2 separate regions of the Homo sapiens genome follow, and region 2 is linked to region 1. A link is a contact called in ENCODE Hi-C or POLR2A ChIA-PET data. All regions are on one chromosome and are shown on one strand. The core of a region is the stretch at or near the end of the contact, and the rest is flanking DNA. Distances in the headings are between cores, read along the strand shown. Region 1 overlaps FNDC3B (fibronectin type III domain containing 3B). Region 2 holds the start of LINC02068 (long intergenic non-protein coding RNA 2068).

Region 1 (5,449 bases), core at 2,459-4,958:
CCTATTTTTTAAGACTTTCGAAAGGTTGCACTCTATTGACAGATCTCAGTTTAGCACCAGAACATCTAAAATTGCAGTTACGGTAACAGGATGATTTAATCCCCTAATAACGGCCTGGAAAAATGTTAGCATGTTGAAAATATTTCACGTTCATATCATTTCAAAAGTGCAGAAGATAAGCACCTACAGATTTTCAATTAGAGGTTAGCCAACCTTGAGACATCATACATGCCCTGGAAAGAAAAGGGAGCAGGGGACCTGGAATTCAGAGACTGGAATGGAAGCAGTAGCTTGACTTCTCCCTTTATTTGCCACAGTGCCCTAAGTAAGGAAAGGCACACAACTCTCAGACTAGGTTTTCTCATCTGAAAACTGGGATAATAGTCACTGTGTTCACACCACAGGGTCACTGTGAGAATGCTACAATAAACGATATATATAATAGAAACAGATTTGGAAATACGGTGGTATTTAAATATAAGGCATCACCTTGTAAACTGCTTTAGTAGCCCCCCTAAAATGGCTTTAGGCTATTCCCCTACTTGGAATCTGAAAGGGGAAAAGGCCAATTAAATTGAAGAAGACTAAATGGGATTGTCAGCCAGATTCCACAACTCCCTCCCAGTGAAGCTGAAACAAGAGCCACCTGGCCAGAGCATCAAAAGGGCACTGGACTGAAAAGTCAGATAGCTATGAAAAGTCAGCACAGCAGTCTGGAGAGTAGAGAAACTAAGGCAAACCAGTAAGACTAAAGGCACGCAAAAACAACTTAAAAAACCCACTCATTCACCTATGTAACAAACCCACACGTTCTGTACATGTATCCCAGAACTTAAAATTAAAAAATAAAAATAAGTAAATTTTTAAAACCCACTAATTCTTCAAAGATCTCAACCTTTGCCTAAAAGTATTAATAGAGATATTTAGTGGCTCTAGCCACGTAAAAGCAGCATTTTACAAAACATTTTGCTTAGGAAAATAAAATGAATGAATACCTAAGAACATCCGATTTGATTTTATTAAGATATTCAAAACTGTCCACTTCAAGTGGAGACAGCAGCCAACAGCAGAGCCCTCTCCTGAGGATTCCATGCCCTCACCCTCCCACAGGTACTAGAGTGACCTGCTAAATTGACTGGAAGCCCTGGCGAAACTCACCGGGAGGTTACCAGGTCAAGTAAATTGACAGCAACGTTTTGCAGCAGAAGTACAAGAAGCTGACCTAAATAACTAAATGAAGGACAGGAAAATATGTAACACAGAATAAGATTTACAAAGGAATATGGAGTTTCAGGAGGGGAATGATGTTATGTCCCCTCCCTGAAGACCACAACTGCCTGGCTACAAACCCTAAGTCCACAACTGACTAGCTTTTAACTTCAGGCAAGTTGCTTACCCTCTCACTACCTCTGCTTCTTCACTGGCAAAGTGGAAATAATAAAATAAAGCACCTAATTCAGGACACTGTGAGGATTAAATGAAGAAATGCATGTAAAGCATTTAGAACAGTGTCTGGCACATAGCAAGCACTCAGTCTGGGCTTATTATTAAATTTCCTGACAAAATGTTTTTATTCTTGCTATAAATGAGGGCTCCTCTGGCCGGGCACGGTGGCTCATGCCTGTAATCCCAGCATTTTGGGAGGCCGAGGCAGGTGGATCATCTGACGTCAGGAGTTTGAGACTAGCCTAGCCAACATGGTGGAACCCCATCTCTTCCAAAAATACAAACAATTACCAGAGCGTGGTGGCTTAAGCCTGTGATCCCAGCCACTCAGCAGGCTGAGGCAGGAGAATTGCTTGAACCCGGGTGGCGGAGGCTGCAGTGAGACGAGATTGTGCCACTGCACTCCAGCCTGGGAGACAGAGTGAGACCCCATCTCAAAAAAAAAAAAAAAAAAGGCTCCTCACAAAGTGTCCAAATACTTGCTCAGCAGTTCAGAAGGAGAACTACAAAATTAATTCAAGTAAAATGTCTGAGGAAACAGAGGGATGAGTATTGAAAGTGGGAGCCATGGTCGAGCCAGTCCATCATTAGCTTCTGTTCTTTCTGGCGCTTCCCCATTCACTCGGCAGAGCATCAGCTCTGACCCTGGGGATATAAAGGTGAACTTACAAGCCCTCTGCAGGAGCCCAGAATGGGAGTCCACTGGGGGGAATAGGTGGGTAACTAAATGACAAAAGTGTATAAGACAAAATAGAATCCCCTGAAAAGAGCAGCAGGGGCTACAGAATGGGATCCACCAGGATGAGCCTGAAGAGTTGGGAAAGGTAGACCGAAAGCAAGGCAGTCGCCCTGTGACTGAGGTGGAGGAGTGGGGAGGTATGACAGGCAGTAGAGACACAGGGAGGCCATGTACAGCCCAGAGGGAGAAGATGATGATGGCCTGAACGTTCTCTGCTCTCAGGAGTCATAAGTATTCTACCATTAATTCCCAGAGGAAGTCTCTTCAAAACAGACAGGAGAAGGAAACACCTATAATAAGTCTTGCAGGTTAAGTGGCAGAGAAACAAACTGGTTTCCCTAGGTCTACAAAAGAGCCTGTTCTGTAGTACTAACTCTTGGACCACAAATCCCTAACAAGATGCAAACTTCTGAAGATTCTTAATGGGCCTGTTAAGTAATTTTTTTTTCAAGTGTGATGACATTTTGCTCCACTGATCCAGGTGCAAAGACTGTACCAAAAACCCACCAGAGACTTTGCTTCGTATAGGAAACTCTTGATGTAATTGTAGCTCTATGACTCACGGTAATTATCTTTTTAAAGAAACATAAAACACTAAGAAAGTGTACTTTTATTTTATGATCTTCTATAAAATAACAGCATTAGTATTTCATTCATAAGTGTAATAAAGTAACATCAAACAAGAAAAAAAGCAGAGTCCGACTCTGGTGCCTTAGTGAACGCAGAAAAGCCTCACAGATCAGATTTACAGTAAGCCAGACAAACTCATCTCCACACCACTTTCATCCTTCTCATCAAAAAGGTAGTAAGACTTCAAAAAGCACATCAATCAGGCCATTCTCGCTGTTTAAGACACAACCCCAAAAGAACTCAAACTAATTACAGCGCCACATTATATACAGAAAAATACCACTGCTGTCTGAATAATATCTAAACAGTGGAAATTTAAAAGGACAAAATTAGGAAGCAAAATAATAAAAGCCTAGAGGAGGATTTTGATAGCTCATGGAAGACTGGGTGAGGGTAGGAGACTGCGGACCAAGTCTTATATCTGCACAGGAGAAAGAACCAAGTTAGAAACCACTCTACATAAAGCAAGGAGGAAGAGCTGCAATCTGAGAAAAGGGTGATCTGGTACAAGACCCCTAAATCCACAATAAGAGAATATTGTGTATGTCTCAAAAAGAGAGTATTGTATATGTCTGCTACTGAACAACAGCAACAAAAATTTTTACACTTTTCAGTAAAAGTGCTTCAAAAGAGCTGCCTATGTTCACACACTCGTGCAACCAATTAAAAGTATAATAATCAAAATTAGTTCATTTTCAATGTATAGACCAGAATCTCAAAACAGATAAAAATTCCTTTCTGAAGTATGCAACTTAGTGTCACTTCTCCATGTGTAGCATTTTCTTCGAAAACACAAAACTTTGTTAATGTTCTTCTAACTCCCAAGTTACTCAGTAACCACAAGAGTAACTGAAAGCAGTCTGGGAACAGCAGCACGTAGATCCAGGTCTTAATCTGAGCCTTGTGACCAAGCTTTACTAAATGGCTCAACCCAGACAAGTCCTGAGTTTCCCAGAGGAAAATGAGCTTTATTTCCTGAAGCCTGTAGCCACCTCTGTCCTGAAAGGACAGGAAATTGTAGTCATTTTCGCCAAAACTATATGTAAACAGGCTGCAGAAGGGAGTTACCTAGATATTGCCTTGGGCAGATATTACCTCCCAAAGTCTCAGTTTTCTCATCAGGAAAATAGGAATCACATCGTTCCCCTTCCAGGGTTGATATGAAGGTACACAAGATCATATGTGGAATTTAAGATGCTCTAATGCCTAAAATGGCAAAACTTGGTGTTAGTATCATTATCGCCTCACTGCTCATCTCCCCAGGCCCACCTCCCACCCATATTGAACACCCAAACGTCATCATTACCCCTAGCAACCACAGAATCATGGGAAGACAGAACAGATGAAGTTTGGTAAGCTACTAAATAACAGTTGTGGGCTAACAGCCAGGTTATCAGACAAGCAAACGCAACCCAAATGAAGCTTCTTACCTGCATTTCTACATCAGCTACAATGGTCTTGGTGTATCTCTACATTCCAAGCCTTCATGCATCCTTTGTAAATACTAAGAATCAGGGGTATTTAGGTTGACAAAGTAACTACATTAACCACATAATCATACCTCTACATCATTATCACCAAGAACAACAGTATTCCAAATATTAGACTCATAACTCTAAAGCAACAATTTCCTCCCCTCACTCTCTGGGAAAAAAGAAAGAAAGAAAAACTTTGCAGAGGAATAAAGTGGGAAGCCAGTGTTCTAATATAAACATGACAAGCCCAATTCTATCACTGCAATATACTTTCTGACTTCAGTACAAAAATCTTTTCTGACCATCTGGAGCTACTCCAGGCATGAGGCCAAAACTTTGTAATTCCTTTTCAAAGTAAATGACAGATCAGTAACTGCCACGTTGCTAATGCACAGCCAAAGGGAGCACCTCATATCCTATTCAATGCTCCCTGGAGTTTTACACATATAGTAAAAACAAAGTGCTTCCAAATAAACCTGCCCACTTTCCAATATTCCAAACTGAACAGCGATCCTGTCACTTTTGAACAAGGCGGCATTTCTTCGGGTGTGATCCTATTACCCTATTTCACACACAGGAAGTAGGACTTCAAGTTTCACTAAAAAGTCATATCTACACTAAAATGAATCCTATGTATGTCCACTACTATTTCAGTTCTCCAGAAATGGCACATAGGAGTCTACCAAAAATTTTTTTTCTTTTGAGTCGGAGTCTAGCTCTGTCACCCAGGCTGGAGTGCAGTGGCACGATCTCAGCTCACTGCAACCTCCGCCTCCCAGGTTCAAGCAATTCTCCTGCCTCAGACTCCTGAGTAGCTGGGACTACAGGTGCATGCCACCATGCCCGGCTAATTTTTATATTTTTAGTAGAGATGGGGTTTCACCATGTTGGTCAGGCTGGTCTCGAACTCCTGACCTCATGATCCGTCCGCCTCAGACTCCCAAAGTGCTGGGATTACAGGCGTGAGCCACCGCACCAGGCCTCTACCAGAAATTTTAAGAGGCTGTTCTCTGCAGTGCCTGAGATGCCCATAAGGTTGCAATAAACATGGGGTCACATATATACAGGGCAACAGAGGTGAACTCAGGATCAATGGGGACCCATTAAGTTGGTGGACACTTGTTTTTAAACCCCACTGACTAGCAGAATCACTTTCTTC
Region 2 (6,103 bases), core at 1,861-4,360, 530 kb before region 1:
ATACAAATATATAATACAAATCATATCTCTTCCCAGTCTTTCACTCTTAGTGGTGTGTTTTAATTAAACTACTGGCTTTTTACATAACAAAAAATTAACTGTTCTCTTTACTGGTAGAAATAATGAATTCAATGAATCATCACTTTTAATTTTGTTTGACATCAAACTACTAAAATATAACATTATTTTACATATGTTTGCAGAATATTAATAAAGAGAATAGCACAGAATGGAGTTTAAGAGACATTGATTTAGAACACCATGGAAATGAATTGATCTTATCGGGCAAAGTTAGCACCCCTTAACCCAGGCTGGGAACTGACAAGCAAATGCAGGTCCTTTATATGAGAGTGAATGTGGTTCAGCCTAAATCCACCACAACTGAACCAAAAATGCAAAAAGGAATTCTTGGATAGAAAAAAAAGCATTATCAGAGACTCCTTTTTTTTTTTTTTTTTGAGATGGAGTCTCGCTCTGTTGCCCAGGCTGGAGTGCAGTGGCACAACCTCCGCTCACTGCGAGCTCTGCCTCCCGGGTTCACGCCATTCTCCTGCCTCAGCCTCCCAAGTAGCTGGGACTACAGGTGCCCACCACTACGCCCAGCTAATTTTTTGTATTTTTAGTAGAGACGGGGTTTCACCGTGTTAGCCAGAATGGTCTCGATCTCCTGACCTCATGATCCGCCTGCCTCAGCCTTCCAAAGTGCTAGAATTACAGGCATGAGCCACCGCACCTGGCCCAGAGACTCCTTCTTATCTGAGTTTTCATTACTTAAATTCCTCTAGAACATGATTATATAGGAATATTTGCCATTACATGAAAGTATTCACTCATGAACCGAACACCCATAAAATTGTTCCCCTTTCAAACAATCTTCTCTGCTTAGCTTGAATGACTATCCCTGATCACAAGTCAAAACTTTTTCAGCCTAACTCTTATTGCTTGTAGAATACTGTAAACATCTGACAACACAAGTCAAATAGATGGCAAAGTGGAGTTGTGATTCTTGCAAAAGATGCAGAATTTCATGAAATTGATGAAAATAATGTTGGAGAACTGCTCCAACATCAAGTATAGTCACGTGTCAACAGACTAGGTAAAAACTGAAGAAAAAAAACGGACAAGGAATCATATAAATTAACACTAAAGAAGAGTAATGGGTAAGGATGATGATACAAGAAATGCTTCCAAAATGTACCAGCTTAAATGTCAGGGAATTTTTTTAATCCCTTTGGAAAATTGATGAAAACCCTTGATTTAAAAAATGTTTTTGGTAAAAAAGATCCCCTTTGATGGTGTTACCGAAAGGTAGTATGAGCTAAACAAAGTCGCACTGTGCCATCCTATAATTTTGTCCAAGAAAATGTGTCCTCTTCATGCCAAATCAACTCCTCAACATTCTTTGGGCTAAGAATTAATGCATAGTTGCAAATAACCATATACATTTTGTTAATTTTAAGATAATTATTTTTATTATTTACCTTGAAATATGCTCTTTATTGTAAGAGGATTAATTAACTTTGGCCCTTTCCTGGTATCATTTATCCTTGGATACTGAGTGCGTCTTATAATTCTGTTTTCTATGAAGAACTTTAGAGATGGAGCTTGTTTGTTGTATTCACACTTGTATGAGGCATTTTGTAAAGAAGTTCTTTACTTTGCAGATAGATAGCATAATAGAAGCACAGGGCAGACAGATGATCTGCAAAGGTCACACTAACAGTGTTTACATTTATGTCTGACTCCACTGCCTACTCTCTTTAGGTCAGAATGCCTCCTAGGCCCTCAAAAGCGGAGGCAGCCAGAAACCCAGCATTATTCTTTCTAATCCTCAGTCCTGTAAATGAGAAAATGATGTCTTACTTTTATAAAGTACTACTAATAATAGGGTCTGCATAGGGTACATGAGTGGCAAAGCACCTTCACAAACATATCATTTGGTCTTCTCTTATCACCCCAGGAAGTGGTGAAGAAGCAGGCAAGTGGGAAACTGAGGCTCGGAAAGCTAAAATGGCTTGTCTGAGGACCCACAGCTCAAAAACAGCAGTGTTGTGCCTGAAACTTAACACTTTTAGACTGTGGTGCCGAGTTCTGTTCTCTGTACCTCTCTGGTTTTTGGCATGAAAATAAAGCAGGGAAAGTTAGCAAAGAAATTCATTAACAAAGTTACCATTTAAATAACCTCTCCATCAAATACATGGTCTTCATACTGCAACATTTCCAGGTGAATAACTTTGGTGTTTCTCTTCTGACAGTGGCGTTCACAATACATACAAGAGGGAGCTTGGAGATCACACATTTCCTTACCTTGGAGGCTGAAGAAGATCCTGGTTTATGAACTCTCTGTTAGTAAGAAAACCAGCAAAAAGGCCTTTCAGATTCTCCGTCCCATATAGTGTGCTATTCAGGAGAGCCGATAGAGGGCGGTTACTGAACACAGATCGTGTGAAAATTAACAGCTTCCGAACTGATTTCTTTGCATTGGCTTTGTCAGTTTTACTTTCTATTTCTTGGGAAATATTTCTATTTCTAGTTCTATTAGATTTCTATTTCTATTCGTTTCTATTTCTTGGGAGTATGTCAGGGGAAGGCCAAGATCATAGCAGCAACGCAGACAGGATTTATGAAGTCTGCTTACCATTTCTCATAGAACTCTAGATTCTCCAAGCCTACAAGATTCTCCAAGCCTACAAGATTTATTCTAATAACCCCTGAAGTTAATCAGATTCATCTTATCCCTGACTCCTCACCCCTCTTCTCTCACCAATACACATGTCCTCTTGCTCCTGGTAATAACACAAAAACAACATGGTTAAATTTTGGACTGAACAATTACTAGGCAAGAGAAAGCACAAAATCCTTTGGTCTTGCACAGCTAATGGTAAGCAGCAACTGGAAATAAAAACAAATACACATTATGAGTTCAGCTATATCTCAAGTTAGTTTTTTTGCTTTTGCTTTTGTTTTCTTTTCCCTGCTCTATTAATGAGTTAATCAATTAAGATTTTCTTTCCTTGCATGGAAAGATTTTTGGCTTTGTTTTTAGATTAAGAAAGCTTTTCTCAGTTTCTTAGTTAATTATGAACATGCACTATCACATCATCTTGGACTCAATTCAAAAACTTATCTAAAACATGTAATTACTGGGAAATTCCAGATTAATTTCCTGCAAGTTTTAGTTAGTTAACGATTGTGTTAAACACTTAAGAGAGCAGCTCCTAGATGACTAAACCTGCTCAGCTGAAATCAAATGCTCTCATGCTTCCCTGAATGGACACACACAGAGTCTCTTCACCTGAGGAATAAAGTGTAAGGTGAGGACCCGGTTCTTACCTAAGAGAACAAAATAGCAAAGACACCTCTATAGCTTTGAGAATACGGACATGTTGGGCCGGGTGCGGTGGCTCATGCCTGTAATCCCAGCACACTGGGAGGCCGAGGCGGGTGGATCACCTGAGGTCAGAAGTTCAAGACCAGCCTGGTCAACATGGTGAAACCCCATTTCTACTAAATATACACAAATTAGCCAGACGTGGTGGTGGGCGCCTGTAATCCCAGCTACTCAGGAGGCTGAGGCAGGAGAATTGCTTGAATGCAGGAGGTGGAGGTTACAGTAAGCTGAGATTGCGCCATTGCGCTCCAGCCTGGGCAACAAGAGTGAAACTTCATCTCAAAAGAGAAAAAAAAAAGGGATACAGGCATGTCTTCTTGAGTTCTGGGTGAGAAAGAAAAAAAAGAATACAGATATGAAAGCTAGTATATACTCATGTATATATGAATGTATATACATTATATAAAGGTATTTATCTTGAGAGCTTATTGTTTTAATAATAATTCTTTTCCTATGGAGAACTCAAAATAATATATTGAGTCCCTGTCTGCATTGCCTTGGCGGGGAGGGAAGGTCGGAAAGAGAGAGAACAGGAGAAACGAAAGTTCACTTCAGGTCCTAGGTCACGTGGTGAATTTGGCAGAGCTTGACCGGGAACGCCTGCTTTTGTTAGACTTTGAGACTTGTAGGAAAACACTCCAAACAAAGGCCTTAAGACAAATCTACCAGTTGAGGTAGGAAATCCACTGAGATATTTAGTAGACAGAACTTGATAATTTCTTTCCTTTCATATTTTCATTTTAGATCTTCAGAACTTTTATTCAGGGGAGAAAGGCCCAGGTAGCTGCTGCTGTTCAGCTTAAGGCTAATCTGACCTTCTATAACAGGAGTTCAAGTCCCAGAAATCCCTAGTCCTCCATCAGAGGTAAGTAAGGATGGCAGCTGAACCCAAGAAAAGGAGCATGAATGATTAACTCTTCCTTCATTTCACCTCAGAAAATGGGGGCTGGGCGCAGTGGCTCACACCTGTAATCCCAGCACTTTGGGAGGCTGAGGCAGATGGATCACTGAGGTCAGGAGTTTGAGACCAGCTTGGCCAATGTGGTGAAATCCCATCTCTGCTAAAAATACAAAAATTAGCCAGGCGTGGTGGCGTGTGCCTGTAATCCCAGCTACACCAGAGGCTGAGGCAGGAGAATTGCTTGAACCCAGGAGGTGGAGGTTGCAGTGAGCTGAGATCACGCCATTGCACTCCAGCCTGGACAACAAGAGTGAAACTCCATCTCAAAAAAAAAAAAAAAAAAAAAAAGGAAAGAAAGAAAGAAAAGAAAAATAAAATGTGGGGAAAAATATTTTACTTTAATACTTTGCCTGCCCTGTCAAGACGTAGTTCATCATGCTTTGTGGGGAAAAAATTCACAATTAAAAGGATTTAGCTCTGTGTGACAGCTGATATTCTTAACTGCAACGGTCTTTCTGAGGAGTTATTATTTCAAAGAAAAAAGTGCATTGAGGACAATAAATATGTTTATTTTCATTGGTAAAGAAGGAAAGTAGAATAAGTTTTCATATTTGTTTTTAAGAATATGAATTCTACTCTGTTCTTTGCAATGTTTTCTATCTTCTAGCAAACACATTAAAAGGGCATTTATTTTTCTTACGCTCAACCAGAAGCAGCTAGTGTGTACTGCTCTCACAGAGAGAAATAGATGGGGCGAGTAAATACTGCACTTTCAACCGAAACATACAGATACACATGTTGGAATTCATCAAGAAAACAACCTGACCCATGGAGAATGGAGAAAAGCAGGGCAGGACAACCGCCCACACGGGAGAAACATGGAGCCAGGGGAACCTCCCCATCCAGGGAAGCCGTGAGTGAATGAGCGACCCTGCGGACCAATGCTTCTCCCATGGATCGTTGCTACTCTTGGGTCAGGAGATCCCCTCATGAACCCACTCCACTAGGGCCTTCAGTCAGATACACAGAGCTATGGGGAGTCTTGGCAGAGCAGCCGCTCAGGTACACACGGAGCCCCAGGAGCCTTAGATATCCTGGCTTCCTGGCAAAAGTAACTGCTACTCCAGCCAAGTGGGAGGTTAGACCCCCATACCTACTCCTATGAAAGGGGCTGAATCCAGGGGGCTGAGCAGCGATGATCTGCAGGCCTCACTTCCATAGCACTTCAGAGGTCACAGGATAAGACCCACTGGCTTGGAACTCTAGCCAGCTGCTGGTAGCAGCATTACACATCCCTGAGAGGGAGCTCTCAGAGGAAGGGGTAGGCGGCCATCTTTGCTGTTTCACAGCCTCAGTCCTTGTTGCCTTCAGGCTTTAGAGAGTGCAAGGTGATCCATCAGTGACTGGAGTGGACCCCCCAGCACAACATGGCTGTCCTGTGGAAAAGTGGCCAGACTGCTTTTTTACACAAGTCTCCAAACCTGTTTCTCCTCACTGGATGAGTCCTCCTGGCCTGGGTCTCCACCCACCCCCTGCCAGGGATATTGAGCCAGTAGCAGCTCCATAACTCTCTGGGACAGCGCTCCCAGTGTTTGGGGGTTGGGGGGTGAGAGGGTGGGGGGTGTGATGTTTGCTGTCTTGCAGCCCTTGCCCTTACTGTCTCCAGGCTCTGAAAAGTCCTCTGTGAGTACCAGGGGCTGGTCCAGACCCCCAGCACAGAGCGCCCACCTTAGAAAAGCGGTCAGACTGTTCCCCACAAGTCCCAGTCCTCACTGCATAGGGCTGCCCGACCTGAGACTCCAGCACCACCA

Evidence for each region. Hi-C counts contacts between places; a loop is a spot of excess contacts on that map. ChIA-PET counts read pairs that join two places held with the same protein, here RNA polymerase II (POLR2A). Pooled maps may share reads with other maps.
Region 2: a loop to region 1 is called in a map with no recorded cell type, with 2.0 times the contacts of the local background. The contact joins the promoter of LINC02068 here to the enhancer-like site in region 1. A Hi-C loop is called at or near these places in 1 of 37 single-sample maps with no recorded cell type and 4 of 50 pooled maps. POLR2A ChIA-PET finds 5 or more read pairs at or near these places in 2 of 52 experiments (HepG2 and activated naive CD4-positive, alpha-beta T cell).

The regions. Positions count from the first base shown.
Region 1 is chr3:172,064,875-172,070,323 of GRCh38, reverse strand. The region is part of intron 1 of FNDC3B (fibronectin type III domain containing 3B); the gene reads right to left. Among named protein-coding and RNA genes, the nearest start is that of FNDC3B, 28 kb to the right of the region's middle. Within about 2 kb of position 3,708, at least 5 of the 41 ENCODE cell types and tissues checked have a DNase peak (open chromatin) inside an H3K27ac peak, as active enhancers do.
Region 2 is chr3:172,592,614-172,598,716 of GRCh38, reverse strand. LINC02068 (long intergenic non-protein coding RNA 2068) reads left to right here and starts at 3,110. Exons shown (of 4, transcript NR_146714.1): 1 at 3,110-3,314; 2 at 4,136-4,256. RefSeq lists a silencer at 2,304-2,598 and enhancers at 5,367-5,506, 5,569-6,103.